7 separate regions of the Homo sapiens genome follow, and regions 1, 2, 4, 5, 6 and 7 are each linked to region 3. The links are chromatin loops, found by intact Hi-C in ENCODE. Cell type or tissue: PC-3. All regions are shown on one strand. Each heading gives the region's core, and the rest is flanking DNA. Links, peaks and the distances in the headings are about the cores only. Region 1 has its middle 120 kb from the start of NYAP2. Region 2 has its middle 150 kb from the start of DOCK10. Region 3 has its middle 81 kb from the start of DOCK10. Region 4 overlaps NYAP2 (neuronal tyrosine-phosphorylated phosphoinositide-3-kinase adaptor 2). Region 5 overlaps NYAP2 (neuronal tyrosine-phosphorylated phosphoinositide-3-kinase adaptor 2). Region 6 overlaps NYAP2 (neuronal tyrosine-phosphorylated phosphoinositide-3-kinase adaptor 2). Region 7 overlaps NYAP2 (neuronal tyrosine-phosphorylated phosphoinositide-3-kinase adaptor 2).

Region 1 (4,473 bases), core at 121-4,120, 160 kb after region 3:
TAGATATCTGTGGAATCTAAACACTTCTCCCCCTTATTTAGACCTGCATCATTTTCGCTAGAGTTATTGCAAAGATTCCTCACTCTTTCTGTTTCCTCCTCAAATCCTGCCTCCACACTATCTCCAGGGTGTTCTAGCTGACTCTGCATGGCCTACATGGTGAAGCTCAAGCTTTGATCAGATCAAAAGGGCTCCCTCTGGGAGCAGTGGCTCACACTGTAATCCCAGCACTTTGGGAGGCCCGGGTGGGCAGATCACCTGAGGTCAGGAGTTCGAGATCAGCCTGGCCAACATGATGAAAATTCATCTCTACTAAAAATACAAAATTTAGCTGGGCATCGTGGCTGGCATCTGTAACCCGCTACTCAGGAGGCTGAGGCAGGAGAATCGCTTGAACCTGGGAGGCGAATGTTGCAGTGAGCCGTGACTGCATCACTGCACTCCAGCCTGGACAACAAGAAGAAGACTCTGTCTAAAAAAAAAAAAAGGAAAAGAAAAATACAAAAATAGAGGGGCTCCCACTTACCTGGTTTCTTTTCCCCTACCACCCCTTATGTCAAATGCAGTGTGCCAGCGACCCTGAACTTCATACCAACCCTGGTTCACATCATGCTTATTCTCATCTCTTTATATTTGTGCAAACTGTTCCCTCTGCCTGGACTCTCTCACCCTTTGTTCATTTCGTTAGCTTTCCATACCAAAATTTAGACAAAAAACTCTCCAGAAAGCTCACCTGGATACTCCCATTCCCTGTGGGTATGCTGGGCTTCCTCTGTCCTGGGAGCATGTGTCTATTACACCACTCATTGGTCAGCTTTAAATTCCTTTATCTATCTGCCTTATAGAATCAAGCTCTTCTACAGCAATCAGGGTGTTGTATTAATAATGAAGTGCGGGCTGGGCACAGTGGCTTAAGCCTGTAATCCCAGCACTATGGAAGCCTGAGGCAGGTGGATCACCTGAGGTCAGGAGTTCGAGACCAGCCTGGCCAACATGGTGAAACCCCATCCCTACTAAAAATACAAAAAAATCAGCTGGGTGTGGTGGAGCGCACCTGTAATCCCAGCTACTCAGGAGGCTGAGGCAGGAGAATCACTTGAACCTGGGAGGCAGAAGTTGCAGTGAGCCAAGATCGTGCCATTGCACTTCAGCCTGGGCAACAAGAGCGAAACTCCATCTCAGAAAAAATAAAATAATGAAGTGTGTCTGACACAGATCTTGGCACACAGCTGGCCCTCACTAAATGTTGGTTGTATTTTACATCAGGCAATTGAAATGTGATAAATGTCACTAAACTCTCTCCAGGATCAGCACAGAATGCTTGAGGAATGTTGCACAATTAATAATGGTTAGATGAGTAAAAGCATAATTCCTGTGGCTTCTAATATGTCAAAGAGGAAGGAAAGAAGGAAGAAAGGGAAGGAAGGAAGGAAGGAAGAACAGTAAGCAATGAGCTTTCTAATTGATTTTCTCTTTAAACTAGAGATAAGTGTAGAGTGAGGGTCAAGATCAGGGTGAACTTGAAGGAGAAGAGAAGAAGATGCTGAGGACTAATTCTGACACCATTTTGCCCAAGGCTGGTCTTAGACTTGACCCGTTAATTGCCAAATGCTCTAAGCAATGATGTGCTGCCAATAATCACAGTGAGGCCTAGGCAAGGAACTGATGCTGTTTCTTCGATCAGCCAGCAGAGGGGACAATAGAGCAAAGGCATTGATAACCTTACACAAATTTAGGAAATGTTGCTTCCTTTCCCACCACCTTCTGTTTCTCCAAGCTGAGGCTACCTCTGGGGAATTTCTATTATTGATTGCGTGCTGTTTACTACCTTACCATCATTTATCCATGGCAGCCCATGGCAATATTGCTGCTTTTTGTCAAAATGGAAAGAAAAATGGATGGGTTTTCATTGATGAGGCTAAGAACTCATTGTTTAATCATGCATTAAGCTCAGTATAAAGTCAACAATGAGTGGAATGCATAAAAGTTTATTTTGAAAACATTTTTTGCCTAATTTTCAATGACAATGAAAATATGCAGATACTGCAAGCTCTTGCAGTTCCCCCACCCATCAACTCTGCCTTTGCTGGTGCATGAGTCAACTAGCTTCTTAAATCACTGCATGCTTTTAGTGTCATTTCCAGTTGGCAGCACTGCAAACAACTGAGTTGTCAGAGGAGATAGATCCATGCGTAATATCATTTGCAAATGATTTATTTCTTAAAGTGCATAAAAATGCATTTTGAGCTCCTATGGTTGTTATTCCCACAGTAAACAATGGAGTAAAGAGAACTCTTAATTTGTTCACAGTGTGAGGGGTGTCAAGGGGAAGACAGGTTATGTTTAACATCTTTTGCATTATCAATTGACTAATAGGGTCACTGGGGAAAAAAAGCCACTTGAATTAAGTGCCTGGAAATAACCTTACTGTGAAGATATGGTGCCGAAGATGAGAAGCCAAAATCCAGATGAAACTAATCTCTCTCCATTTCCCATGTTTCCCCTAAATGCTCTTTTGTTTTGTTTTGCTTTGTTAAAGTGGCATTACCCCAGGCAGCTTAACCAGAGCTAGATACAGGTCTTTTAAGGCAGTTCATACAGAAAAGGGGAGAGGTCATTCAAGAAGAATGAACAAAGGATTTCCTACTAATGATTTCCAATTAGACCCTGTTGGCATTTTGGGTAAGGCCGTTCTTAACTGAGAGAAGCTGTGTCTTACATTTCAGGGCAGTTAGCACCATAGCTTCCCTCCCTAAGATACTAGGAGCATGCAACAGTTATCGTGAAAATCAACTGCATGATTTTCGTAGATGGCCTCCATCTAAGTGATGCCAATTGGAAATATCTCACTGTGTGTTTTCACCATGGAAGTTTGTTATCTCAGAATGTTCATTTAATACCATCGACAAACATGGGGATAATAGACTTACAGAGATGTAAGGACTTGAAATAACATATGCAAAGAGATGAGACATCACACAATAGGGATTTTATAAATAGTACTTATTAATATTATTGCGAGGAAATGTGCAAGTTATAACAATGAATGAGAATGGACTCCTTACTCTTATAGAACTATTTAGTGGAGAAAACATACATGCAGACATGCCCCAAATAATAATACAAGTCAGCACAGTTGTTAGGCATATTAGAGTCTGAACAGAGCTGAGTACAAATTGCTTTTGGGCTGCCTAGCTTCCGATGTTAAATGAGTACCCATTCTCTGGTGGAGTAAAGGTATGGTTTTAATCCTCTCTGTGAATCAGCTGTATGGTTTCCACCCAGATTTTGAGGTGGGAGGAGAAAATGTATAGATGAGTCTATTTTATTTTATTTTATATACATTTGAGACAGGGTCTCCCTCTGTCTCCTAGGCTGGAGTGCAGTGATGCAATCTTGGCTCACTGCAGCCTTCACCTCCTGGGCTTAGGTGATCCCCTTCAGCCCCTGGAGTAGCTCAGACTACAGGCAAATGCCACCATGCATGGCTAATTTTTGTATTTTTTCTACAGACGGGGTTTTGCCATGTTGCCTAGGCTAGTCTGGAACTCCTGAGCTCAAGTGATCTGCCTGCCTTGGCCTCCCAAAGTGCTGGGATTAGAGGCGTGAGCCACCATGCCTGCCTCATGAGCCTATTTTAAATTCCAGCCTGGGATATGGCCCCTAGGTAAATGTAGCCAGGAGAGAAACTTCAAAACTTCAAAAGTTTCAGGAAATTGATGTTAAATTTTTGTTTTACTCTCCATTATGAGGAATTTTTTAACTTCAATTGAAACAGAATTTGACTTTGTTGCACTTCAAATCCTTATGGATATTCCCCTTCAATTTCTAGCTAGTCCCAAATGTTTTATGTGCTAGTGTTTATAACCAAATTTGATTCCCAGACTCATGTGTTCCCTTAGATTATCTAATAGCCATTTCACACCCTTTCTGTTTTTTTCTGCATGGATTTATGTATGATTATGACTCCTATTTCTATTGCTATTTGTAATGTATTTTAGTTTTTGAAAATTCCTATACGTAAATCCATTCATTCAGTGCTTCACATGTTTACATTTGGCTGAATGCATGTCACCAGAAGCTAGGATATTTACTTATAGCTTGGAAGAACTGGAATGTCTGGTAATAAGGTCATGTGGATAAAAGTTATACATTTAACAAAAAAAGAAATAAGAAAGTATATGTTGGTGAAATTTTCAATTGAGTATAAATATGTCTTTTTCTAGGGTCAATTGAGTTTCTGAGCATTTTGAAAACTGAGACTACTTTTTAATTACTTTCAAATTAAGGAACATTCAATACTACAGCACCTTTTGTGAAGTAAATTAAAACCATTTTCTGAGATACATAGTCTGGATTTCCTCCTACTCCTGTTGCTAGGAGGAAGAAAAAGAGAACAAGAAAGATAGTAAATAATTCAACCTTAAATTCTATGTAATATACCACCCTTCTGCCTTATCTTAGGCTAAATTA
Region 2 (4,473 bases), core at 215-4,214, 69 kb after region 3:
AAAAAGTACTAATGCAATTACTCCTCATTATGAAAATGCAGAATTTTATGATGGTTAAATACTAGTTTTCCAGAAGGTTTTAGTTTTACTTCTACTTACATAATTGCATGCCAGAAATTTGACATGAAGGTGCAAATCTGTATTACAGCTTTCCCATTTTGTGATAGTTGGAGCAATATAGTTAGTTAAACCCCCCACTTTGCTCTGCAGCCTGATTCCACCATGTTGATATATAAGATTTCACTTTTCATATAGGAAAGGGCATCATTGAATTTCTTGGAATAAAACAGTGGCAGAAAAGAAAAGTCAGACATTGCATACTTGTTGTAAAACAAACAATTTAATGTGTTTAATGAATTTGCACAAAGGAAGTAGTATTCAGATATTTTTAGGGTAAAAACATTTTTTCTATTTCATATATAAAAGGAAACACCCAATATTTTATCTGAAAAACTACTTTGAATTATAAAATATTGCTATGAAAAGAAACTAACCTATATTTAGTGTATACTTAACCTCAGACTATTTTAAACTCAAAAGTAGATCCATTAAATCAGTAAATAACAATTATGTGTTATTGTCTCAGGATTATGTGTAAATATATGCTTATACCCCTTATTTTATTCTTTAATAAGTAAAACAGACATTTTGCACTATTTCATGCTAAACATACCCAGTAAATAATTTTCTGAAATGAATAGAAGATACATAATGGTAAATGCAAATTTAGTGTCTTCCTGCCTGAAGTATGGTGACCTCCCGTTTACTCAGCTCCAATTCCCTGGTTTTATTGTATTCATATTTTTTAAATATAGGGCTATATTGAAAGGAAAAATAGAAGATATCTATTAAAAGTGAATATATTTACACATTCTATATATTTGGGTTTTAAATTGTGTATGAAATAAAATAAATGTCTTTTTAAATTATAAAATCATATAAAATATATAAAATCATATAATACATTAAAAACTCAATCTGGTAGCTCTGTGAATTTTTAGGCTGCCAGTAGAAAAAGTGGGATGAAAGCAACTGAAGATTTGCTGCTTCCAGATCCAGAATTGTAACCTTGGACAGAACACCAAGGGAATCAGCTTAAATTACTCTGACAGAACAGGACAAAAGAAAAAAGCCTTTTGGTTTTTGTGGATAACATTTTGCATATGCCGTTTTGTTAGGAAATGAGATATTCTACATAAATATCCTAGATGACTAAGCCTAAAATAAATATCTAACCATAGTCTATTAAAAATAACTTTAAGAAAGAGTATATTTGTTCCCCTATCTTTTTTCAATAGTGAAAATATTCTAACCTGATTACCTTTGATTTGAGAGCTCAGTGGTATTAACTTGATGATCTCTGAGGACTTCCAGTACTGTCGCCAGTAAGCCATACCACCTGGTCTTGGCATATTCCAAAATTACATTAATTCTCCTCATAGTATGATTTCCCCTTTAATCAATATCAGATTTCTTTGAAACAATGTGATGAGGAGTAAACTTTTTAAAACTCTAAAATCATGATACTTATACAAATATAAAATGAACCCTTGTTAATTATTTTACAGTCTATTAATTAATGAGGGAACCAGTAAGACATTTCAACCTGCTGGAAAAAGAACAAGAATAGACATACACAGAGATGTTCAGGAATGCTGAAATAAATTTATGCATATTTGTAAAATTAGTTAATATCCGCAGGGCAATAGTCAGTTGTTTTCCACCTTACAAGAATACTTGCATTATGATTAGTTTTCATTAATTTACAAAGTTGTAAAATGGTTTAAAGATAAACAATGGTTGAGTGAACCCAAAGGAGTGGACTGGCCAGGACTCACTAATCTTTTCACCCATTTCAAAGTCTTTCACAATTTTTTTTGACAGATGAAATAAAAACATTTATTACTAACTATTCCTTGCACTGTTCTGAGAACTTTACATATACTCATTTTGTGTTTCCAAAACTATTGTATTAATAATAATAATCACTAGTACTAATAAGAGGAAGCACTGTTGCGATCCCCCCTTTCCTGATGTGTTCTCACAGGTAGCAGGTGGTGGGATTGGACCCTGGGTCATTTGGCTGCATCTCTGGTCTTTATGCTATACTGTAACTACTATTGTACTTTAACTTTTCACAGGCACATTTGATTGTAGCTGATTATAAAGATAGCTAACAAAATCCTTTATTTTGCTATTTGCAACACACAAAATGAAATGATTTCCACATTACCATGGAAAATCACCTGTATAAAACTCTTAAGCCAATAGTCTTAGTTACAAACAATTCACTCTGCTGGCTTTGGAACCATGCTTCATTGGGCAGCTCCAAGCATTCTTCTGAATTAGCAGGCATGAATTTGTGTTAACTGCAGTTTTTAATCACCATTTCATCACTGCCTTCAAGTAGGAGGAAATCTAACTTTTGGATAGATGGTACCGATACTAAATGTGGATTTCACAAAATGTTACTACATTGAAGTAAGTACTGTAGGTTACTATAAAGTTTGTTTCATGGAGTTCAAATTTGATGGTATATATTAAAATTTTAGATATATTTTTAATGGAGAATAACAATAATTGAGATGAAATAATGTACAAATCTTTATATAAATTCAGTATTTCCAGATCATCTTTATGAAAATAATATTACATAAAATTATCTCTAAACCAATGGTTTTCAAAGTGTAGTCTTTGAAACTCTGTAAGGAGATGCGTAAAGCCAAACTATTGTTTTCATAATAACAGTAAGATATTATTTGCCTTTTTCATTGGGTTTACATTTGTAATTGGTGCAAAATCAGTGGTGGGTAAAACTCTGGAAACTTAGTAAAAGCGATGTAGTACTAGTAAGATAGGAGAAAAATGCAGTTTCATTTAAGAATGTCCTTAATGAAGTAAAATAAGTATAAATTTTATTAACTCTTGACTCTTAATTATACATCTTTTTAATGATCTCTGTGACAAAATGAAGAGTAGGCATGAAGCATTGCTGCCGCATACCGAAATTATGATGAAACACCATTTTTACTTAAACAATGACTAACAGACAAATTATTCATATTCAGAGTTGAGTATTCAGCAAATATTTTCTCTGAAATGAAAAAGAAGGAGCTATCTTTTTAAGAAAAACAATTGAGTACATTTTGCTAGTGGTGTAATTCAGGCTTTCATATCAATTAGAATTTTGCACTTTCTTGATGAGTCTTTTACTGATATTATCAAATGTGCTTCTAAAAATAATATTTTATAATGGATGTGCCAAAATTTAGAAGTTCTGCTTAGCTCAGTGGGCCAATATTTTCCAAGTAACTAATGTTTGATTTTACAAAATTCATGGGTAAAATTTCCATTTGTATGCAATATAGACTAGTGGATATTCATGTGGATATTAGTGTGTGGAATATGAACATTTATTTATATGGATTTAGATTCTACATTAGCGCCAATCTTTAAAAACCTAGTAGTTGTTGAGTGTTGGTAGAATTGTGAAGAAAAATCACAAATATTTTTAAAGGCTATGGAAAGCACTCTTTTCTTTCCAGTAACATATCCCAATTAATTGAGTGCAGAATCAGATATGGGAATCCAGCTGTCCTGTATTAAGCCAGAAATTAAAGAGATTTGCAAAAATGTAAGATGATGCCACTCTTCTCACTGAATTTTTGTCTTAGAAAATATAGGAATTTTTAAAGTAAAATTATTATCCTTATATGATATAAATTTATTACTAGTATTTTTAGATACATTAATAACTTTTTAAATTTTTAATATCTATTATAGAAATATTAGTACATCTAATCCACATAAAAAAGACCCTGGGGTACTCAATAATTTTTGGTACTATAAGGAGATCTAGAAACCAAATACTTTGAAACACACTGCCCTTTACTTTGAGTGATTATTTATTGTTTTTCTCTTCATTAATTAAATAAAAGAGATGATGTTCTTCACTCATGGAACTTCTGTTTTAAGGGAAGAGACTCAGGGAGAGGGGTAGGCTTAGTAGGGTTAGGGGAAATGAAGTCTGTTTGGGGATACATTAAGTTTAAGATGCTTATTAAATATCTGATGAGAGGCATGATTTGATATATAGGTTTGAAATTTAAAGCACTATTATTTTTACTTCCGATTTGGTTTTTATTGTAAACAAAAGAACTAAATTCTTAAATTAGGCATTTGTGCTTAAAGTTCTTAATGCTTAAAGTAAATGTTTAAACATGAGTTGCAATTCCTCTTTTCCATTATAATACCCGTATTTTTGGTAATCATAGCATATCATACTTCTATTTAGAATGAATATTTAGTGTTTTAAATGCATAATAATGATAAAATTTATCATTTTTTAACTTTTCCCTTCATCATAACATACTCCTGCCAAATTTATAGATACATATATTTAAATTTCTTTTATGGAAATTAAATTATATATAATTATACATATATGTACACACACACACATATACACATCTA
Region 3 (4,473 bases), core at 327-4,326:
AAAATAGTGTTAATTTTATTTACCATTTTATTCTAATTTATTTTACCATTGATTATATAATTTCCTTAAGTTTAGTTATAGTCAGTATAACATTGCAACTGATATGCCATAAGTTGTTTATATTTTTATGGTCATTTATGGATCACCTTCTTATTTCAAATAGTACTGGAAGAAATTTCTCTCTCTCTGTCTCTCACACACACACACACATGCACACACACGGACACACTTCCCATTCCCCTCTTTTTTTTTTTTTTGAAGGTCCTGAGATACTAATGTCCCGAATGACTCCACTGTGTGTAGGAAGAAACCAACTAGTATGGCCCAAGTATTACTACAGGGAATGTTGCTGGAGTAATGGGATAAGAATTGTCTTTCCAAGGCTTAATTTTTTCATCTGTAAAATAGGTATAATAAGGGTATCTCATAGGATTTTGGTGAGGATTTTTAAGGCTTTGCATACAAATGGCCATATTACTTAGTCATTGAATGATATTATTATTATTTGTATTACTATTATTATAATTCTCCTTAAGAGGGGGATTTTAAAGTCTCAGTTGAATTTTTAGTCTCCAAACTCTCCAAGAACTCCTCCTTTGTCACTAAAGGAGTCTTTGTTTTATCATACCTCAAAGATGACTCTCTTCCTTTTTCCCCACTTGTCATGGAGCCATATTGCACCTAACTTCTAGCTCACAACTCCCTCTTTCATTTATAGGGTTCTTGCATGCTTTACATTTTAAGAGAATAAAAGGGTAATTTTGGAGACTGCTCAAACTATTATGTCAAACATTTTCTTCTAAATTTTTATTCTAAGTGATTTGTTTTCTAAGTTCTGGAAACCAAGACTTAAAATACATGTAGAAATTAAAGCTGAATTGAAAATTAAAGATATCACATGGGCCTTGCAACTCAGAGAATAAACTTAACTCAGTGTTAAACACGTGCTCCCACAGCCCTAGATAGGACTACCTGGAAGCCTTTCTTCTCTAGGAGCCTAACACCTCATCTTTGTGGGGCTCCTTCCAACTGAGATTTGCTTTTCTTCTTCAATGCTTATTTTTATCCTGTTCCAGAAGATCTAAAGTCTCACCCTCCAGCCTACTAGCAAAAACATAAAGTCTCTTAAAAGAATACATATAACACTGTATTATAAAATATTACATAATATAATTTGTATTAGTCTGTCCTGCCACTACTATAAAGAAATGCCTGAGACTGGGTAATTTATAAGAAAAGAGATTTAACTGGCACAATGTTCCACAGGTTGTACAGGAAGCACGGCCGCATCTGCTTCTGGGGAGGCCTCAGGGAGCTTTTACTCATGGTGGAGCAGGTGTCTTACACGGCAGGAAAAGGACCCAGAGAGAGAGAGAGGTGATACACACTTTGAAACAACCAGATCTCGCGAGGACTCACTCACTCTACAGTACCAAGAGAGGATGGTGCTAAATCATTCATGAGAACTCCGCCCTCAGGATCCAGTCACCTCCCACCAGGCCCCGCCTCCAACAGTGGGGATTATGATTTGACCTGAGATTTTGTGGGGACACAGATCCAAACCGTACCAACATTATATATATTTCTCTGAAAGAACCCATTCTCCCTCAATTAAAAAAGCTTTGTGTATTATTAAACATACATTTAACATTCCACGGTTTCTTCACCAATGTCTGGTCAGTGTGTAGGTTCTTGAGTTTTGACTGAAAGGATTCACCAGGGAGAGTTGCCAGAACACAGAAAACTCTGCCCCAGAGCCTCATCCATGCTTCTATGTACAGCTCAACAAAACACATTTTTTAAAAGCATTTTGTCCTTTTTACATTACTTTTAGCTATTTTAAACATATAGGTATAGTCTCAGAGCTTCCAGTCAAATATGGATCGTCAAGCGGAAGCGGAGGACAGCCTTCCCTTAGAGAGCGATTTTCATCTGTGCTCCATCCCCATCGTGGTTTTATCTGTGTGGAAATGCGCTTCTTTGAAGTGCCGTTAACTAAGCGGGGATGGAGGAATTGGCTAGGAGCCAGGTTATAACCTTCTTACTTGGAATATTCGTCTATATCCTACGTAATGAAGTGCATTAACGTTTATACATTTTATTGCAGTTATTTAGTCAATTTTTTTATTGTAAACCAACATGGATGCTTTGTCTCAGGCATATTCTAATTAGATTATTTTAAATAAAATTATAAAGACGGCAGGATTCAGAAACGAAGTATTTATAATAAATTTGTTATTGCCAATACTAAATATTTTCTCATTTGTAGTTCCCCAGTCTGTCAGCAGGTTGCAGCAGAGGGCTGGCTTTAGTTTTAAATTAGCATGTTAAAGAGCATTAAAATATTTCTCCCTCCCTCCCTCCCCTTCCTTCCTCCTTTCCTCCTTTCCTCCCTCCCTCCCTCCCTCCCTCCCTCCCTCCCTCCCTCCCTCCCTCCCTTCCTTCCTTCCTTCCTTCCTTCCTTCCTCTCTCCCTCCCTCCCTCCTGCCCTCCCTCGCTTCTTTCCTTCTTTTTCCTCCCCTTCCATCCTTCTTCTTTCCTTCCTTCTGTCCTTTGTATCTTCCTTCTTTCTTCCTCCTTCTCTTCCTTGTTTCCTTTATTCCTTTATTCTTTCTCTCTCTTTTCTCATCCCTCCCTTCCTCCCATCTTTCCTCCTTTCTCTTTCTTCATTTCCTCCCGTCCTCCCTTTCTTTTCCTTCTTTCTTTTCCTCAGTTTTTTTCCTCTCTCTCTTTCTTGCCTCTATCCTTTCCTTCCTCCCTTCCTTCCTTCCTTCTATTTTCCTTCCTTTCTCGTTACTTTTTCTTACAATATGAACATGATACTCAATTACATTCTGTAAATGGAGGAGCTGACTCAATAGTAAAGTGTTTATGTATGTGTATATTTAAAATGATGTCTACCTTTTAGGATTTTTTTAAAATAGTACTGTAGTTAAAGATGGAGACCTTATATAGAAGAATAGAGTATCAATAACAATAAGAGTAGATAAACTTATAATTTGACTAACAAAGATAACAATAGCAAAGCCCAGATTTGGTGTGATGTATACAAACTCTTAGGATCACACTCCACTCATATAGCATATGCAAATGGCCTTGTTTTTGCAACTGCATTTGGAAATGTGGAAGAGGGAAAAAGGCATTTCAATCATAGCTCTCATTAGTTATTCACTGTATCCAGGCCGCTCAATTGTGCTTCTGTCTTTAATGTAATAGTAAGCAATAATCTCACAGCTGTGCTTTGTAGAGTGAACTATATAAGCATCTATATTGAGATTTCATACACACATAACATAAAAGCAAGAGAAAAGCATCAAGAATACCGCTTGGCCCATTGCAAAACCATACAAAAGAAATAATAACTCTCCCTCAGAACGGTTTTGTAGAGTGACCAGCTGTAAGATAGACTTGTATTCTATAATGAAATCACCATTCAAAAAGTGATTACTTCAAGGTATGACACTACTTTCCCTTTGAAACATTGATATCTTTAATTATACAACATCAGTATCAGCCACTGGGATGAGATAAAACAGATTCCTAAGCCAAAATTTGTCTCCCTTTCAATGTTCTCATTCACTTCATCTCCTTCTAAGCGCTTACCCGAAGGCTCCCAAAGGACATTGCTCATATATGAGACACGGTGGGTGCTTTTTTCTCCAGCATTTGAGGTTGAGTGTTCATTGTTAACTGGGAAGTGTTTTAGGCTTATTGTTTAATTCACAAAAATGTCAGTTTTGGCAGTGTTCAGTAATAAAAATTTCTTAGTAATAGTTTGGATATATAACATTGCCGTGCGTTCCACATTCATTTGACAAATATTTACTGAACTACTATCAATGTTCTTGGCATGCATTAAACAGACTAGGCCTTGCTCACTGTGGAGCTTAGCATGGGCAGGAGGGAAGAAAGACTTCAGCTGATAATTATATCGATCTTTAAAATAGTTACAATTATGTTAAGTGCTATGAAAGCAAAGGACACTGTGTTATGAGAAAGCACAAGAAAAACACTTGACCTGGCCTGGGGGTGGGGAAATAAATTAGAGTCGCTTTCCTTTGTGACAGATAGGGAAATTCATTAGTCTCAGGCAGTGGTTTAGAGTGAGGTTTGATTATTGCCTTTAATTTGTAATTAAATAGGAGAAACTATAACTGAGCATGAAGCAAAATCTGATGTAATGTAGCACATTAATTTATTGTATGGGATGATCATTGTGGTGAGTGGTACAAGATAGAGCAGCTTCATTTAAAAAGTCATATTTTGAATTGTATGAAACACGTTTGTCTTTAATTATGGCAAGCCCGAAAAAGTGTGGTCACTACTGTTCATGTGAGCAAAGACTCCATATCTTAAATATTGTGGCTGTTAACCTATAGGTTAGGACTTTGTCTCTTTTTGGACCACATAGTTTGTAAAAGCACACAAAAATCACAAATCACATTTTGATAAAAAAAAAAACTATACTTTCAA
Region 4 (4,397 bases), core at 1-4,000, 290 kb after region 3:
AAATAGAGCTCATCTTCTTTCTAGATTATGGCCAAGATACATCAATAATTATACTTACGTGAGCCTCTGAAGGCAGGTAGAATCCTCAGGGTGTGCTCTCCCTATGCAGACTTTTATGGCTGTTAAATTTCTTGTTTGTTACCAAGTGCCACAAGTTTGTTCAAATGGAATTACTTTTATGATGCAAAACCTACCAGCTACTAGCTGGTGAGCCCCAGATGGTGGCCTTCCAAATTGAGGTTAAATTTCCTAGAGCGCTGACACCAAAAGAAGAATGCATATCTTTTGATTTTTTAAAAAGAATGTTACAATGTTTTCAGTTTGCCTGTGTGTGTGTCTTCTGGTGGTACAGAGAGAGACACCTGTGTCAGATGGAGTCCTGTTTCTTCAAATAAAGTTCACTTACTAAGTGCAAAATCCAGAATATAGGGACTTAATCCATATCAATTAGCTTGATAACTGAATAATAGTAATAATATGAAAGATATTTTGATGGTTAATTGGGAGATTTTTTCATCTAATCTGGCATTAATACTTTTGCTTATCATCTCTGAACGCTGTGATATTTAAAAAACCAAAATGTTCTCTTAAAATGAATTATTCATGCTTATAAAGAAGCTAGGTGAGATCACACTACTCCAATAACTTAATTAAAAATAACTTTATGGAGAGAGAGAGATGATTTGAAAGCAAAAAACTAGAAATAGAAAGGAATGGTGTACAAGATTGTTTTAAAAGAGAACTCTTTTTTCTCTGGACGATTAAAATGAAAATATATTATCAGGTATAGAAATTGCATAATTGATCAACATTTTCACAATTGCATGTATTTATATTTAAAGTCAATTAATTTGTTGTTGAGGACTATGTTATTTTGATTTCTAACCAATTTTAACTGGTGTCATGATTCTTTTCTAGAGTGTATAAATGCCTTCTTAGGACATTTTTTTTTTCTGTGAAGTATTTTTGATGGACATTTTTTTGTGTGTGAGCATTTAACTTTAGTTTTATGAATCTGAGTTTTCTAAAATTCAAAATACAACGGATGGCCTACATGTTTTTGAAAGTAACTTCAAAACTCTAAAATCTGAAGTTTGTAATCTTGGCATTAAAACTCAATAATAAATCCTTTTCTATAAGCATATAAATAAAATTATTTTCTGGATCATTCCATTAGCTTTTACAGAACACCCAAAGTTTGCTTATCACTCTACTACTAGCTTCTGTATTTCATTAACAAGCTTCAGTAGGTTTCTATTTAAAGATTCATAGTTGTTAAGACAACAAAAATGGCTAATTTTTAGGTGCTTAACTGTCAAGTGTTCAAAAAGGGGCATAACCTCAGAGGACTAAAGTCCAAGGGACTTAGGAACAGAAATTTAGGTAGACGGAGACACAGCAAAACCCTGTCATTACATAATAAGTGAGGTCTAAGTAATCCATTTGTGTGAACTTTGAGTTGATTCCTGCTAGTCTGATAAAGCAATATTTTTCAGAACTATGTTAATAGCATAAAAGTAAAGATAACTCAGATCACACATTGAATTGAAGAAGTCCCACATGATCTGGAGACATTCACTTCTACTCACCCCATAAGCAGAAGATAAAATTTAAGTCCTACTTGAGTATAGAGCAAAAGACAGAAGTACATCCTTTTGTTGTGTCCTAACTGTTGAGAGATAATGTTGGTTTGCATTGGGATGATAGCAGTAAAGGTGGTGTAAAATAATCAAATTATGGACACCATTTGAATTTTCTGATTGATGAGATGCAGTAGTTGAGCAAGAGAAAAGAATTAATTAGAGGTGGCCCTCAGGTTTGTTCTGTTGTTGTTTTCTACTTTATTTTGTTTCTGCCTAAGCTAGCAGAATGATGTTTCCATTTAATGCAATGGCAAAGACTAAAAGGGGAGCAGGTTTAGCGTAACTGATGGGGGGGCAGGAGCTCAGCTTTGGTATGACGATTTTATGAAGCCTTTTAAATGTCCAAGTGGAGATGATGGAAAGGCAGTTGAGTAAAGAATCTGGAGCTATGGTAGAATTCCAAGCCGAAGGTACAAATGTGAGAGTTGTAGTCTATAGATTTCACCATCATGAGCCAAGGACTTAAATTTAAATAGAGATGATAAAAAAAAAACCCAGGGTTGCCCCCTGGAGGCACCTGATTGCTCATATGATAGGAACAGTGGAAGAATTCAGTAAGAACGGTTAGTGAGAGGGGAGAACCACAAAGGAGTATGATGCCTTAGAGTGAAGTGTCAAAAGCGATTAAAGAAGAGAGAGACATTTGGCTGATATATCAAATATGTTGAAGCCTGAGAACTGACCATTGCTTTTTACCACATTTGTGTTATTAATAAGAACAATTTCACTGAAGGGCTGGGAACAAAACTCAGTGGGATTATGTTCACAACAGAATGAAAATAAAGGATTTGAAGCATAATATAAATAATTATTTACAAATGATATATTTATTATTTCTAAATAAATAATTTACAAATAATATTATATTATACTATAATAATATTATATTATCATTTATATATCATTTATCACTGCAACCTCTGCCTCCCAGGTTCAAGCGATTCTCCTGCCTCAGTCCCTCAGCTGGGACTACAGGCATGCACCACCATGCCCAGCTAATTTTTGTATTTTTAGTAGAGATGGGGTTTTACCATGTTGGCCAAGATGGTCTCTATCTCTTGACCTCATGATCCGCCTGCCTCAGCCTCCCAAAGTGCTGGGATTACAGGCGTGAGCCACTGCGCCCGGCTTTTTTTTTTTTTTTTTTTTTTTTTTAACAAAAATTTTGTTCCTGTAAGAAGGGAGAAAATCAGCATATTTAAAATGTGGTTGTGAATGATTACTGCAGAAAGAGAAATATTGATGACTTAGAGAAAGGGAAAAATTACTGTTAGAGTGTCCTTGAGTGGGTAGGAAAGGAGGCGTCTAGAACATTTTAGATGGAGCACGGACTGCTCAGCCCTGCTAAGAGGACATATGCCACATTATGTGGATGAATATATAATGAATGAATGAAAGACTAAAAACTGGCATGAAAAGTCCCCAAACCTGGTTCTCTAAAGTCAATACATAGATTTAAATCAGGAGCCAAATTATGGAGGTAAAATTTGTGAAAAACCATCAGAGCAGCTGAGAATAGTAGAAAAAGAAACAGAAAGGTGGAATTAAAGAACAATCCCTTCTCCCTGTTTCTCCAAAAGTTTCTGTACAGTTAAAGCTGCCAAGTGGAGAAGAGCTGGAGGCTTGGGTCTAGGATAAGTTCTAGTCGGAAAATAGCGGGCTAGGAAAGTAAACCAAGATGGAAGCCTGTTCCATGCCTGCACTGCAGAGGCACAGAGGAATTACTCCCATCAGGACACACTCAGACCTCACCTCAAAGACAGTCACAGGTAGAGACTCAGATGGCAGCAGGAACACTGACCAGGTGCACACATGGGAGACAGTCATTTGCGGGCCATGCCTCAAACCTGGTGAGGTCAATCATATCTCAAACACTATTTTATTACTATCCTCACAGTCAGCACATGCACTAGGATTTGAAAAATGTAGTATGTGTCTTACTATCTAAAACCTTCCTTTCTTTCCTACTCTCCCTCCCCCAACATATTTTTCTAGAATTTTAATTTAAAATATAAATATCTTTGGAGGGGGCAGAATACTAGTAAAGCTTCTAGTTGTTGAGATTTCTCAAGTGTCTTTCTTTTCCAAAATCAGGACCCACGTACAGTGTGAGGACAGAGATAGTATCTGGATAGGTAAGGGAGGAAGCTGGAGAGAGAAAAGTGAAACAGGCCAAAAAAATAAATAATAAACAAATAAAAAATAGGACAGGAGGAGGAGGCTAAAGTCTTAAACCTCCTTATGATAGACTGGCGTCTGTCCTGCTGGCCTCTTGTTTACAGTTAGAGCTGTGGAATCTCAAGTGATCTAGTCTCAGTACTCATGGTAATGTCCAAATTCAATTTTATTTGATTCATATGGTGACTGGATATCTTGGAGTTCTGACAATTTAAAAATAATAACAGTCTTTTATTATTTCCTCAAACTACAATTTTGGAATTGCTGCCATGTTCTTAATTAAAAAAATGTGTTTTTAATATTTTGAGAAAGTCCATAGCAAGATCCTAGTCACACTGGCATTTTGGGATTCCAGGGATGGTGAAAGATACAGAGGACCAACATCTAAACCTAACACGTTTTAATATTTTTAGCATGCAATTTACATTGAGTAGAGAGAATTCAATGAGGCTTTAATAAACATAGTCTAATTACTTAAAATTATGTAACATATCTACTGGATGCTTTGTAGAAATATACTGCTGTTTAGTGTATAGAATATACATGCTGAAAATCTAAAGATGGGGCATGTTTGAC
Region 5 (4,473 bases), core at 121-4,120, 540 kb after region 3:
CCCCCTAAGTTCACAGTACAACATCAGCATTATGTTTGAGAAGTGTTTCTCTGTACTAACTTCAAATTGTAAAATAAAGTGCTATGTTAACAAAGATTATGTTAAAAAGAAATTATGCTACAAAGAAATTATGCTTATTTGTTATAAAAATGATATTTACCAAAGAATTTGGATCTAGCCCTGTGAAATGTGGAATAAATTCATGTTACAAATAAGAATGTCAGTGGCTAAGTGGATCTATTACCAAGTACTATAGCCTAGTTGCATTAAAACAATGCAAGTGCAAAAAATATATAAAAAGCATTATCTTATGTGTGCTTTATATGGTCCTGTCAAATTGTTTTATAAAAATGTTAGGCTTTAGTTCTTTATGGCACTCTCTATGAGCTTTAATTAATGTCATATCTAAGGTGGAAAATAAAATTTATTATTACTTTTAAATAGTAGCTGAATCAAGGAATATGTAAAATGAAATGTTGGAATTATTTCCTTTCTACTTTAATACAAAGAATTCAGAGGGTCATAACTCTTTACAACTTAGCTGAAGTATGGGCTAAGTAATTTACATATTATTTAGCCATTGCGTGCTTATTAACTTTTACATACTTTAGGCAGCAGAATATTTGTGGGTCACTTTTTCAAGTCCAGAAGTTCCATGATCAGTCTCTCAGTAACTCCATTATAGAGTGGAATAAAACAAAACAAGCTCATGCCTGCCGCCAACAACCTTGTCATTTATTCTGTCAGAGCAAGGAGGGTATAATAAGCAAGAAGATGTTCTCAAAGAAGTCTTGAACCAATTGACAAATAAGGGTGGGGATTGGGCCCAGTGGACTCTGAGGATGCCTGTTATCTAACTCTGCTGTCGCTGGTACCTGTGTGTGTCCCTCTCTTCAGCATCCGAGGTCAGAGTTATCAACTTCACCACCAGAGCTACAGGTGTGAAGTAGCAGAAGTACGTACTCCAGCTTTCTTTACCATCTGGAAGGGACAAAAAGTTATTCAGGGTTCTTAGGTGAAGTTTGCATAATGAACATGATGTGCCATTTTTGTCACCTCTCATGTGCTTACCATGTGCCAGGACTGGGCTCGGAGCATGCCTGCATCATTGTAGGTGTGTTCCCTACAGTCCTCACTGATGGGTACTATTATTATCCCACATCACAACCAAGGATACCAAAGTGAGTAAGGTTACATAGCTTATCCAAAGTTTTGTATTTATTAAATGTCAAAGGCTATGACATTAACCACTCAAAAACCTGAGATTTACCACTCAGAACCTGATATTAACCAGTCAAAAACCTGAGATAGACAAAAACCTGAGATAGATATGAGACTTACAGGAAGTAAAGATTTATTAGAATCCTGGCTCTACTGGTTAGTGGCTGTAAGACCTGGAATATGTTGCTGAACCTTTCTGAGTCTGGGGTTGTTGTTGAGGATTAATGAGATAACATAGGTGTGTAAAGTCCTGGACAGACATTACTTGTGGGAAAAAAATATTAATTCTTTCTCCTTTTCCTAACAGTTTTTCCTCTTTCCAAAAAATTCAATTTTTCTGCTTGCTGGAAAATTCTAAAGAGAAAAGTAGTTCAGTCAGTGTTATTCCAAAGGCAGTAGTCACTGAAGGAATGATTGGTCCACCCCACTATCCCCAAGCTGGTATACAACTGCTAGTGCATGGTGATAAGAAAAAGCAGACAGATTTCTAGTTGGTTCTATCACTGGTTTTAAGTTCTCTGTAGACAGTGCATCTCCTTATTGCCTGCACCTGGGGCAAATTGATTTCCCCCACCTTGTCCTTGGTACCCCCCTAGAGCCCATTATATTCATTACTCCTTCTTTCACAATTACAAAATTAGTTACTAAGTTATTTACCATGTAATAGGGAGTTTAGGTCTGGCATTTCTTCTTACCTTGTAGGTCTCATATGTGGGTTGGAGGCAAAGTACGTAGAAATTGGCTACAGGTAGCATTTCAGAACTGTCAGCTCTCCTGCCCCCAATACTACTTACTCACCTCTTTGAATTAAGGTAGGAGAAAATACAATGAAAACATTAAGTCTATATAGGAAGCTATTATCTGCTAGGGTCGGGACAGCAGGTATTAGAGACACAGGATACATTTTTTTTTTTTTTTTTTGCCAACCTCAGCATTTACTTAAAGATTCCACATACCAGTTTTAAATGCCTATTTTTTTTAATGCCTGCAACCATTCACATTATAAAATGTATCGATTTAACTATTAAAACGAATGTCTGGCTTCAGATGGGGCGGGCCAACTCAGCCTGTGGAAACACAGCATAACACTAGGTGGATACATGGCGCCACCTAGCGTCTGTAGCGCACTTTGGAATCTATACTTGGCTTTCAAAAATTGAATCAAACAAAACTGTTTTATGACACAGAAGATGTATGCGTTGTTTGGGATAATAAGCAAAACGCCTGTAGAAATCTATGACAAAATCTGCTGATGATTTTTGTTTTGAATTTTTTTCGTTACTTTAATCTTGCAATTTTAGGTTCTCTAACTTTTAAATAGTATGCCTTTAAAAATAATACTTAGGGGAAAAATGAATCACAGCTACTGATCTCAGAGTGCTATGCATTATTTATGAATATGTGCAGCTGTTTTCATTAGGATTTATGACATCTTCTGTGCATTGTAAATCCCTTAATTCAACCTGAGTTTCCAGGAAAGGAGATCATTATCCCTCTTTTGCCAACTGAAAAGGAAAAGAACAGAAAAAAGCATGACTGGTTAAATGGAAAAATTCCTTCTTGATTTCTTTTGTTTTCCATTAACATGTTTGAAACAGATAGCTTGAGAGTCTTTCCGGAAAATAGTATTCTTGCTAACTTGTGGGTAAATTTACCTCCAACTTAAATTGCATGTGCATTAGGAATAAATGTTTACATGCTGTTAGTACTGGCTCAGAGTGGCAGTACCCTTCATTCAGAATAATAAATATGTCTTTGCCATGAGTTTTTTACTCAAGAAACACTAGAGATCTTTAGCACTAGCACCCAGCTCACCTGCTGGACAAATCTTCATTCTTCATTCTGTGCTGCAAATGAACATTATCCTTCAGGTTGAAAACACTTCTCCAGATAAATTGGATTCCTAAAATAGCTTTTGTTGAGAGCTTCTTATGTGTTTGCCAGAGTGCTCAGAATGCTGTATTATCTAATGTTGTTCTTACAGCACACTTTTGAAGTAGGTAATATTATACCCGTTTCACTGATGATAAAATTTTTGGCTAAACAGTTTCTGTTACCTATTGAAGGTCTTATAACCAGTGAGTGGCTTTATGGATGTAAGATATAAAACCAGGTAGTTCTATCTATCAAACCCCTGCTTTATGCATAGTTGCCTCATATATAACTTCCTTTTTGAATTTGCTCTCTCTTTTTTTTTTTTTCTGAGGCGGAGTCTAGCTCTGTCACCCAGGCCGGAGTGCAGTGGCATGATCTCTGCTCACTGCAACTTCCACCTTTTGGGTTCACGTGATTCTCCTGCCTCAGCCTCCCAAGTAGTTGGGATTACAGACATGCACCACCACACCTGGCTAATTTTTGTATTTTTAATACACACAGGGTTTCACCATGTTGGCCAGGCTGGTCTCGAACTCCTGACCTCAAGTGATCTGCCCACCTCGGCCTCCCAAAGTGCTGGAATTACAGGCGTGAGCCACTGCACCTGCCCCTGAATTTGCTCCCATTCTAAAACTTATTTTCCTTCACTTTCATCCATTTATTTAATCACTCTTCAATTTCCCAGGTCTTGCCTTTTGACTTTTTGAGACTAAAATGTCATAGCAGAGGACAAATTCAACTAGGACTTCAAATAAGCAGAGTGCCAACCAAGAGCAAAATCTCCAAAGTTGACATGAGGTTGGGAAAGTAACTTCTGGAAGAAAGCTAAGTTCCATTCATCGGTTATTACATTTTTGTGGACCATGGACTAGTGCCATGGGACATCAGCCCTGCAGCTGTGCATGTGCACAAGTGTCTGTGGATATTAACACTTGAGCACATCGAACCCTTTCCACATTCTGAAAAGAAAACATATCCTCGCCCACACATGCACACATAGATATCAGCTTCCAGAGTACTGTTGTAGATTTAACCAACAACACAAAAGACCAAGACGTATTCACCAAAATGTATCTGGCTTCTGGACTTCCACAGAATCCTACGAACAGACACTTTAAAGTGGGAGGGGGGAACCCCAACTGTACTGTCATGTCAAAGCATTTGTTTTCTAAAGTAAATGCTGCATTAGAGCTAGTTAATAATCCCTAGTTGTCAGCTATTTTGACAGGGATGGCATTTGGAATGCTGCATTTAATGACTTCTTTCCCAGAAAATGAGAAAGTTATTTGAAGGACCAAAAGGTGTCAGGAGTAATCCTACCCAACCCAATCAACTTTGCATATGAAAGGGGTAGAGGTTTTTCGGGAGAAACCAATA
Region 6 (4,473 bases), core at 236-4,235, 330 kb after region 3:
CACATTATGACACCCGGAAAGGCAGAAGAAGATAGTGGTGAACAAAACACACTTCCTGGAGCCACACTTTTCAGGTTCAAACTCCAGCTCCGCTACTTGATAATGTATGTGTTTTGGCACTTCTTAAAAATTATGTGCCTCAGTTTCCTCAACTGTAAATGGGAATCTGATTTTTATGACCAGTGAATTTGTGCATTTACATATTTATAGTCCTTAGAAAAGTGGCTGCCACATAGTAAATTGTCCACAAATGTTAATCTTGTAATTACTAGGGCTCAGTTTCTTTGCATTTCTGCCACCTCTCTCCATCTCTCAGGATTTGTGCAGCATCTAACACCTCCAAGGCTGAGGACCAGTAGAAAAGTATGTCTTGCTTCACAGTCCTGATGGCCCTGCCTTGTCATTCTCACACCAATCACTATGGCCAGAAAATTCCTGTGTCGGACCTAGGTTGAATGCTGTTCATGAGAATACTTTTGGAATAGATGAAAAAATATCACTTAGGCTGGGGGAGGGGAAATTTCCAAAAAGCAAAACAGAGGTGCCATTGTCATCTAAAAGGGGACTTAATGCTAAATAGTAAAACGCATAAATTACTACTGCAGGCCATAAAGAGAATAATTTTCAAAAATGAATTAAATTAAAAGGAAAGGTGGAAACCAGATTGTAGAAGGATTTCATCTTTGGCAAGGGAAGGAACAGGTGAACAAAATGAGGAAAACTTGGAGGCAGAAGATCCGTCTACAGCTGCCAGGCACCAGGAAGGCAAGAAACTACCAGGATCAATTTGAAACTTTCTTCACCATCTGTTCATGTCCACTGTGAATGGCAAAAAGGCTTTTTTCTAAGAATTTTAAATGTACTTGATCTGTCAATATTAATATTTTCTTTATTTTAATAATTATATCTGTAGGAATGCAAATATACCTTTTTATACAAAAAATAATTTCATTGCAGCTAAAAAAACAAAGTGTTCTTAATTATACTATGATAACTTAGATCTGGCACAATGCCATCACTACTTATTATATATATATATATCAGGATGAATGCATTTACCAGACCTAGCAGATGATGTATTCTTTACAGAAACCATTACTGTGATTGTAATTTAGAATAACAGGTAGACCACTTTAGAGCTGTGGGAACTGCTGGCTAATTCTATTTCATATTGATCACAAAACCTTATACCACCTCCTTTACTTACTTTACGCAGGTACAAGTTTCTGTGGCATTTCAGAAATATAAGCTAAAAATAATGAGTGAAATAGTTTTTCTTAGCTTCAAAGCTCTGTTATATGGTAGGCTAATAAGAATGGAAATTTCATTCATTTGTACATTCATTCAACAAACATTTCCTGAATTTCTTCTAAACCATTCACTCTTGAATTGCTTTATATTAACTTGTTTGATCCTGTCAATAACTGTACAGAAGGTAGTGACAACCTCCCAATTTCTCTCTCTCTCTCATTACATATATATGCACATACACACACACGTATATATACACACACACACATAAATTGTCATTGAGAAATATTCAATGCCTTGAAAAAGTCAAAATGTAAAGCATCATTCTTAAAAGATGCTTAACACCAATTACCAGGAAGAATTGTTCCAGTTGAGGGGAAGATGAGGGCTCAAATCTATCCTGCTTCGTTTGCAATATGTTATAGCTTTATAATCTGAGGGACTTGGATTCAAATGCTATTTCTGCCACTCATTGCTTAGACTAAGTCCTTTAACTTCTTCATATCTCTTTTTAAAATAAAGAACAGTAGCACCTACCTTAAGAAGCTGTTGTGGGCAAATGAGTTAATATTGTAAGTTGCATTAGCACTGTAGGAAGTGCACTCTTAAGAGTGCTCAACAAATATGAGCTATTATTATTAATCATCCAAATGAAATTTGAATCCCTTCTGCCAGCACTCTGTCTAAAGCTAAACACCTAAGGCAGAAGACAATTCATTAAGTCCCCAAGCAGCTCATTTTATCTTTGGACAGCTTTCTTGGATGGTTGTAAGTTATATCTTATGAGGATAAAAATCCTTCCTCTGTAACTTCTTCACATAGGTCTCAGTCTTACCACTTAGGGCCTCAATAGACATTTCTCACTCCTTTTTCCTTTCCTCAAATCTATAAAGACAATTGCGGTTTCCCACTGAATTTGATTCATTCTAAACTAAGCAACCCAAGAGTGCCTAGAGTGTTATGTTGATTAGTCTTTTGTTATTGTTTATTTTGATTTGTTTTCTTTCCAAGTCAATAGTAAAAGACAATACAATCCACTAATGCAGTCATGCACGCGTACACCCCACCACACACATGCACACGTAACAGAGCTCAACACACAGGGCTCAGTTTCAACCACGGTGAGTGGTTGGCTAAAATCTACTTGTTAGCTTTGGCTTTATCCTTGGCCTCTGGACGGCACAGTAACCAAATGCCTGTTTCAATGGAATTCCCAGAATTGTTACATTTGTGCATAATCAACCATTATGAAATGTTTTAGGATACCTTCGCATCCAGTCAGCATGCCCAGCTGAGTGATGAAACAGGGCATGTCACTGAGCTCTGTGGTTATGTCTGAATAGCCACTTTCAAATATAGGTGAATTCTAGATGCAACTCAGTATGTCTTCTGTCTTTATAGATTAAAATCTTACCAATGATTTGAAGTATAAATGTGTATTTATTATTATAACAAATAGAACTATGATTATGAAAGTTGTTAATTTCATATACCAAAACATTAGTAAAGGCCATTCAAACACTGAAATAAACAGGGAAACATATTGACAGCTAATATAAATGTTTATATTAAGTAAGAGACTGTTTGCTATATCAGTGCTTCTCAGACTCTGCTCACAAATTGGCTGGGGATATTGTAAAAACTTAAGATCTAATTCAAGGGGATTGGCTCTAAGATTCTGTTATTTCTTTCAAGCTTCCCAGTGATGCCAATCCTGAAAAATATTAACTCTTGCTTGTGACAATTAATTATGAAAATTAATACAAATATATAGCAAAAAATCAAAATGAGATATTGTAGTTCTAAGCTTTAGAGATTTTTTTGCTCATTACATATCACAAAATAACTTTTAATTACTGTTTTAAAATTTCTGGCAGTAATTCTTCTAAAGTCTCATGGGATACTTTTCAGAAAACTATCAAGTTTTTTTGTTTGTTTGTTTGTTTTTGTTTTTCTTTTGAGATGGAGTCTTACTCTGTCACCCAGGCTGGAGTGCTGGAGTGCAGTGGTGTGATCTCGGCTCACTGCAACCTCTGCCTCCCAAATTTGAGCAATTCTCCTGCCTAAACCTTCTGAGTAGTTGGGTTTATAGGTGCCCTCCACCACGCCCGGCTAATTTTTTTTTTTTTTTTTTTTTTAGTAGAGACAGAATTTCACCACGTTGGCCAGGCTGGTCTTGAGCTCCTGACCTCAAATGATCTTCCTGCCTTGGCCTCCCAAAGTGCTGGGATTATAGGTGTGAGTCACCGCGCCTGGCCATCTATTAATTTTTTTATAGAGCAATTAATATTTTTGTGTTGTAATGTAAAACTTTTGAGGCCAGGAGTGGTGGCTCTTGCCTATGTTTGTAATTCCAACACTTTGGGAGGTCAAGGTGGGAGAATCACTTGAGCCCAGGAATTTGAGACCAGCCTGGACAACATAGCGAGACCCTATCTGCACACAAAAAATTAAAATATTAGCTGGGCATTATGGCATGTGCCTGAAATCCCAGCTATAATGCCTGGGAGGCTGAGGTGGAAGGATCACTTGAGCCCAGGAGATTGAGGCTGCAATGAGCCATGATTGTACCACTGCACTCCAGCCTGGGTGGCAGAGTAAGACCTTGTCTCAAAAAACAAAACAAAAACAAAAACAAAAAACTTTAAAAAATTGACTAATAGATTACTGTCAATAAATCTCAATAGAATTTTTTAATACAATTATAGACTTAGTCTAGTGTCCTAGGAATTCAGTTATGATGGTGATATTAGCTTCAATTTTAGTTTAGTAGGCAGATTAAGGGCTCCCCAAAGATGTCCACATCCAATTGCCAGAAGCTGTTAATATCTTACATCAGGGGTAGGGATCAGGCTGCACAGCAGGAGGTGAGTGGCAGGCAAGAGAGTATTACTACTTGAGCTCCGCCTCCTGTCAGATCAGTGGCAGCGTTAGGTTCTCATAGGAGCATGAACCCTATTGTGAACTACGCATGCGAAGAATCTAGTTACACATTCCTTATGAAAATCTAATGCCTGATGATGATCTGAGGTGGAACAGTTTCATCCCAAGACCAAACCCCTCCCCATCTGTGGAAAAAGTGTCTTCCGCGAAACCAGTCCCTGGTGCCAAAAAGTTTGGGTACCACCGTGTTATGTTAAATAGCAAGGGGCGATTAAGATTTCAGATGGAATTAGGTTTGCTAACCAGCTGACCATAGAAAAATTAGATTTATTTTTGGGT
Region 7 (4,473 bases), core at 174-4,173, 430 kb after region 3:
CTAATGAAAAGATTATTGGAATTTTGAACAGCATTTGTGAAATAATCATAGCTTTCTAAATGCAAGATTATAGCAACATACAGAAACTTCAAGCATTTTCCAGTTTTTCTTCACAGTTTTCCATCTTTATTATCTATACAAAATATGTTAATACTTTTGAATGATTTTCAGAAAATAATTCTGAGACTGAAATCATCATATTCAAGCTTTTTTTCCCAGAAGGATTTGTGTTTTGATCAACCATTTGGAAGGAGGTGTGAGCAGCCAAAATAAATATAGGCTAGGGTGGGAGGAGAAAAACAAGCGTTTTGTTTTTTATGTTTTAAAAATATATTCTGTGCACCTGAGTTGGGTTTTTGCTTTATTTCATTTTTCTTCCCTTTTTCAAATTACATATAGGTAGGGGCAAATTTGGGCTAATCAATAAACAACTTTCTTTTCCCTCTCCTAAGACTGTTTTTTTTAGAGTTGCCATCACAACCGAAGATTCTATGTTGTTAAAATCTCTTAGTGATAGTCTCAGGTTAATACATTAGAAGGTAATGACTGCTTATAGAAACAACAGAGCAGCAAATCCATAACATGTTTGATTTTTAGGGATCACCAGTACCTCCAGATGTGTGACCCATCCATCTAGTTTTCAATGGTAAATGTGCAACTAACAGATCTGGTCCCTGTGCCAACCAATGCCTAAGTAGGCTTTCCTGAACACACAGAAGGGGGATCACTGCCTTGTCAGCCTGTCTAAGCCCGATTAGCTCTCCTCCTCTTCTTCTGCCCAGTAAAAACAAGAGTCCAACTCATTTAAAGCTGAGATGAGGACAATAGGAGTCCTACAATTTCCAGAATCACCTTGAGAGCTGGTGAGGAACACAGATGGAAGAAATTGGTTGGGGATGCTCCTCTCTACCTTCAGTTCCATTCACTTTGGGCATTGAACATCTAAATATTAGTTAAGTTGTGCTCCCCTGCACCCCTACAGATCCTGACACTATACCCCATCAGTTCTTACCCTGCTCTGTTGTTTCTATAAGCAGTCATTACCTTCTAATGTATCATATAATTGACTTATGTATTATGGTTGTTTATTGTCTAAGTCCTACTAGTATACATACTCTATGAAGGCAGGAGTCTTTTTGCCAATGGAGCCTCATCAGCTAGAACCTCTGACTCTCTGTTCCATTTGTTTATAGGAATGAATAGAAAATGTTACCATATTGGAAAGCTTGCTTTTTTCTTTAAAGTAAACTTTCTCTTCTGAGAAGCATTCCCTTAAGTGGACATAAACATTTTCTGATTCTGAAATAATCCTGCACATATACGATATACTTACACCATATACAATATAGCATATACAGGTATAATCATTATTTAATAGATATAATTTTATTACATGTTAAACATATTACATAGGCTATTACCAGCTGTTGCAAACTCAATTTTACTGGCTTAACAAAATACAAATTTCATTATTGTTCACGTAATAGTCCAAACGTGGGTGTTTTTGGTCTGGAGTGGCACTCCCCCAGGTGATAATTTAGGCATCTAGACTTCTTCAATGTTATGGCTCTGCTGTTCCTTGAGCTCCTCAGTCATTAGTATCCACCTGGATGAAGCAAAAGAGATGGCTTCTTAATTGTTTTGACCATCTTGGTTACTTCAAGTAACACACATCACTTCCAATATTATTCTATTGATCAGAACTGTCAAATGGCTCCCCCTGGGTGCAATAGTTTGTACAGTCTCTGGTTGGCAGCTACTTCCTAGGAACAGCTCTACACTATGGTAGGGGAATCATGAATTTTAATGGATTTTTAACCATTTTCTGCTATATTTCATGATCAAGCTTTCCTGTAGCATACTTCCCCATTGACCAGCTGTATTAGTGATACTAATGATTATAACAGTGTGCTGTTATAATTATGCATAACAGTCAGAAGAATATAATGGCTAATGCATGTCAATATCTTTGGCTGTGCTCAACCTCGGACCATTGGTCATGTTCAGGTTTACTTCAAATGTCTCTCTTTCTGAGGCCTAGACTAAGTAGCAACAGCACTTGGGCCACACTTTTCTCATGAGCATGGTTGAAAGAGGCCAAAGCAAAACACACATATCTAAATTTTTAGATATAGAACAGATTAGCTCTGCTCTAATTTCATTGGTCAAAGGAAGTATTATTATCTACATGGGAAATGTCATCTGGAATGCTTGTTTTCTCCATCTGTCTACTTAATAGCCACCTATTAAAGATTTACAAAATCTTGCCATTGTTTAAAGATTTGTTTACCTTCTGGACATCAAATATCCTTTTTCTGTTCCTTCCATCCATCTATCAATCCATCCATCCTTTCATAAATTATTTAATGCTTGCCTTCTATGTGTCAAGCATTAGTTTACACCATGAAGATATAGCATGAATAAGATCTTCAAAAGGTCTCCAATTTCATGAAGCTTTTATTTTATTTTTTATGTATGCATGTTTGTATGTATGTTTGTATGTATGTTTTTCCAGGACTACCAAGCAAGAATGGAGCTTATGTTTTAGTGGAGAAAATAGATGTGTGAGACAAAACATAAATATAATTTCAGATATTACTATATTATGAATAAATGGAAATAGGGAAATACAACTATATAGAGGAAGGAGCAACATTAAATAGTTGGTGAGGGAGAACCTTTCTAAATAATTGAGCTGAGAATAAAACAGCCATGTATTTATAATCAAATATGTCATTCTAATGAGGGTCACAATACCAAAAGAATCTGTTAAGCTTCTCCCTTTTGTTTTATTTCATTTTTCTCCCTGGCATCCATTTATCATGTTTAAGTTGTCAGGTTAATATAAAAAGGGCTAAGTAGAATAGACTAGGCTGATTGCCAGGGTCTACAATGTGCCCAGTTATTTTAAAGTTAGGTGGAATCACATTGTTTGGAGGGCCTTTATGTTTCTAACAAAGCTACAATTAAGGAAGTAAAGTTGAATAATGTTGCCCAATGCATTAGAGTACAAATTTAAAAGATCCAGAGAAAAATGAACAAGGATCCTCAGAAATATTTCTCCCTTTCCCTGGTTTTTCTGCTCTGCCTGTGTACTGCTTTGGGGATTGATTGGTTCGATCCTATGATATGACCCTCCAGGGAGTGGTCTGGCTGTGGAGGAGGGCTGGATCTGTCAACTAACATTCAAGGTGTTTTGCATTATTAAGAACTAGCCATGGATGTAATAAAGTGAGTATTTGAGATTTCCAACCTTAGCTTCATATTAATCTCTCATTGCTGCTATAAAAGTATGTGTATCACAAACTTAGTGGCTGAAAACAATACTTGTATTATCTAATAATTCTGTCTAACATGAGTCTCACTGAGCTAAAATCAAGGTGTCAGCATGTCTATATTTACTTTTAGAGGCTTTAGGGGAAACCCTTTGTCCATTTTTCCAGCTTCTTTAGCTGCATATACTTCTTGTGGAAATCAGTAAATGATAGCATTTCTGATTGGTTTATGACCCCCGTCCTCCATCTTTAAAGCCCAGCAGCGACTGGTCACATTCTCATGTCGCATCTTGCTCACTCTGCTTCCACTGTCCTCTCTCTCCAATAACAGCCAGGGAACAGGTTCCCTGTTGTAAAGATTCCTGTGATTAGACTGGACTCATCTGGACAATCCAGGCTAATCTCCCCATCTCAAAGTCCTTAACCATAATCACATCTGTTGAGTTCTCTTTGCTTTGTAATGTAGTCACAGGCTGCAGGTTTTAGGCTATGGACATTTTCGGGGGGTGCCATTGTTCTATCTTCCATAGCTTCTCTTTAAATTTATGGTTGCAGCTTCCTCTACGATGAGAGGCATCACCAGACAGAGCCATTCTGTAATGGGATTAACCTGATTTCTGGGAAAGGGCAAGAAGAACACTCATGTTTTCCTATCACTATGATACAACTTGGCTTTTGACAAAGAACTCCATACATCTGGGGGCTGAGTACACTGTGACACGTTACCAGAAAGCTCCAGCTTGTTTACTTTGGGTAACTGGAGTTTTAGTCACTCCTTGAGGATATTTTATGACAACCTGGAGAAATTGTTTTTATTATATTAGGAGGTGGAGGCTGTCTTTTTTCTCTCTCTTCCTCTCTGTTTATGTTTTAGAATTATCCCCTTCTGTCCTTTTGATGGATTTGAAATTGTTCCTGGGAGGAAATGCTGGTGATAATTCTAATTTCAGCTGCTCTTGCTCTGGGGACTTATTTGAGTCTTGTCTTTGATATTGTGCTTCTCTAATCATAATCCTGACTTTCTGAAATATGAGTGTCAGTAGAGAAAAAGCTTGCCAACTCCATCGCTCATTTATCATGGAGAGGATGCTTTTAAGGAAGGTCTTAAATGAAGGCATTGTACAAATGCCAAAAAAAAAAAAAATGTGCTATGTCTGGGGATTAGGAGAAGCTTCCCATTGTCTGACCTCAATTAGAA

The links. Peaks named below come from ENCODE experiments on the same cell type or tissue, not always from the same donor. Only the 100,000 strongest peaks of a DNase experiment are listed, where the experiment ranks them.
Region 1: a loop joins it to region 3, with 9 times the contacts of the local background. A loop is called at or near these places in 10 of 110 quality-filtered maps.
Region 2: it touches region 3 in a loop (3-fold over the local background); 2 of 110 quality-filtered maps call a loop at or near these places.
Region 4: it touches region 3 in a loop (2.6-fold over the local background); 3 of 110 quality-filtered maps call a loop at or near these places.
Region 5: it touches region 3 in a loop (19-fold over the local background); 71 of 110 quality-filtered maps call a loop at or near these places.
Region 6: it touches region 3 in a loop (8-fold over the local background); 2 of 110 quality-filtered maps call a loop at or near these places.
Region 7: it touches region 3 in a loop (2.9-fold over the local background); 3 of 110 quality-filtered maps call a loop at or near these places.

Annotation. Positions count from the first base shown.
Region 1 is chr2:225,281,368-225,285,840 of GRCh38, forward strand. No RefSeq gene overlaps it. Among named protein-coding and RNA genes, the nearest start is that of NYAP2, 120 kb to the right of the region's middle. In PC-3, for the core only: CTCF peaks have their summits at 1,702 (motif pointing right) and 1,902; a DNase peak (open chromatin) is centred at 2,114.
Region 2 is chr2:225,190,040-225,194,512 of GRCh38, forward strand. No RefSeq gene overlaps it. Among named protein-coding and RNA genes, the nearest start is that of DOCK10, 150 kb to the left of the region's middle. In PC-3, for the core only: no CTCF peak of the experiment used is centred there; no DNase peak of the experiment used is centred there; H3K27ac peaks cover 366 bases.
Region 3 is chr2:225,120,774-225,125,246 of GRCh38, forward strand. No RefSeq gene overlaps it. Among named protein-coding and RNA genes, the nearest start is that of DOCK10, 81 kb to the left of the region's middle. In PC-3, for the core only: a CTCF peak has its summit at 2,247; no DNase peak of the experiment used is centred there; H3K27ac peaks cover 1,400 bases.
Region 4 is chr2:225,409,484-225,413,880 of GRCh38, forward strand. All of the region lies in intron 3 of NYAP2 (neuronal tyrosine-phosphorylated phosphoinositide-3-kinase adaptor 2), which reads left to right. Among named protein-coding and RNA genes, the nearest start is that of NYAP2, 12 kb to the left of the region's middle. In PC-3, for the core only: a CTCF peak has its summit at 2,139 (motif pointing left); no DNase peak of the experiment used is centred there; H3K27me3 peaks cover 973 bases.
Region 5 is chr2:225,658,318-225,662,790 of GRCh38, forward strand. All of the region lies in intron 7 of NYAP2 (neuronal tyrosine-phosphorylated phosphoinositide-3-kinase adaptor 2), which reads left to right. Among named protein-coding and RNA genes, the nearest start is that of NYAP2, 260 kb to the left of the region's middle. In PC-3, for the core only: a CTCF peak has its summit at 2,333 (motif pointing left); a DNase peak (open chromatin) is centred at 2,324.
Region 6 is chr2:225,450,468-225,454,940 of GRCh38, forward strand. The region is part of intron 3 of NYAP2 (neuronal tyrosine-phosphorylated phosphoinositide-3-kinase adaptor 2); the gene reads left to right. Among named protein-coding and RNA genes, the nearest start is that of NYAP2, 53 kb to the left of the region's middle. In PC-3, for the core only: no CTCF peak of the experiment used is centred there; no DNase peak of the experiment used is centred there.
Region 7 is chr2:225,554,945-225,559,417 of GRCh38, forward strand. All of the region lies in intron 4 of NYAP2 (neuronal tyrosine-phosphorylated phosphoinositide-3-kinase adaptor 2), which reads left to right. Among named protein-coding and RNA genes, the nearest start is that of NYAP2, 160 kb to the left of the region's middle. RefSeq lists a silencer at 3,556-3,756. In PC-3, for the core only: a CTCF peak has its summit at 1,708; no DNase peak of the experiment used is centred there; H3K27me3 peaks cover 548 bases.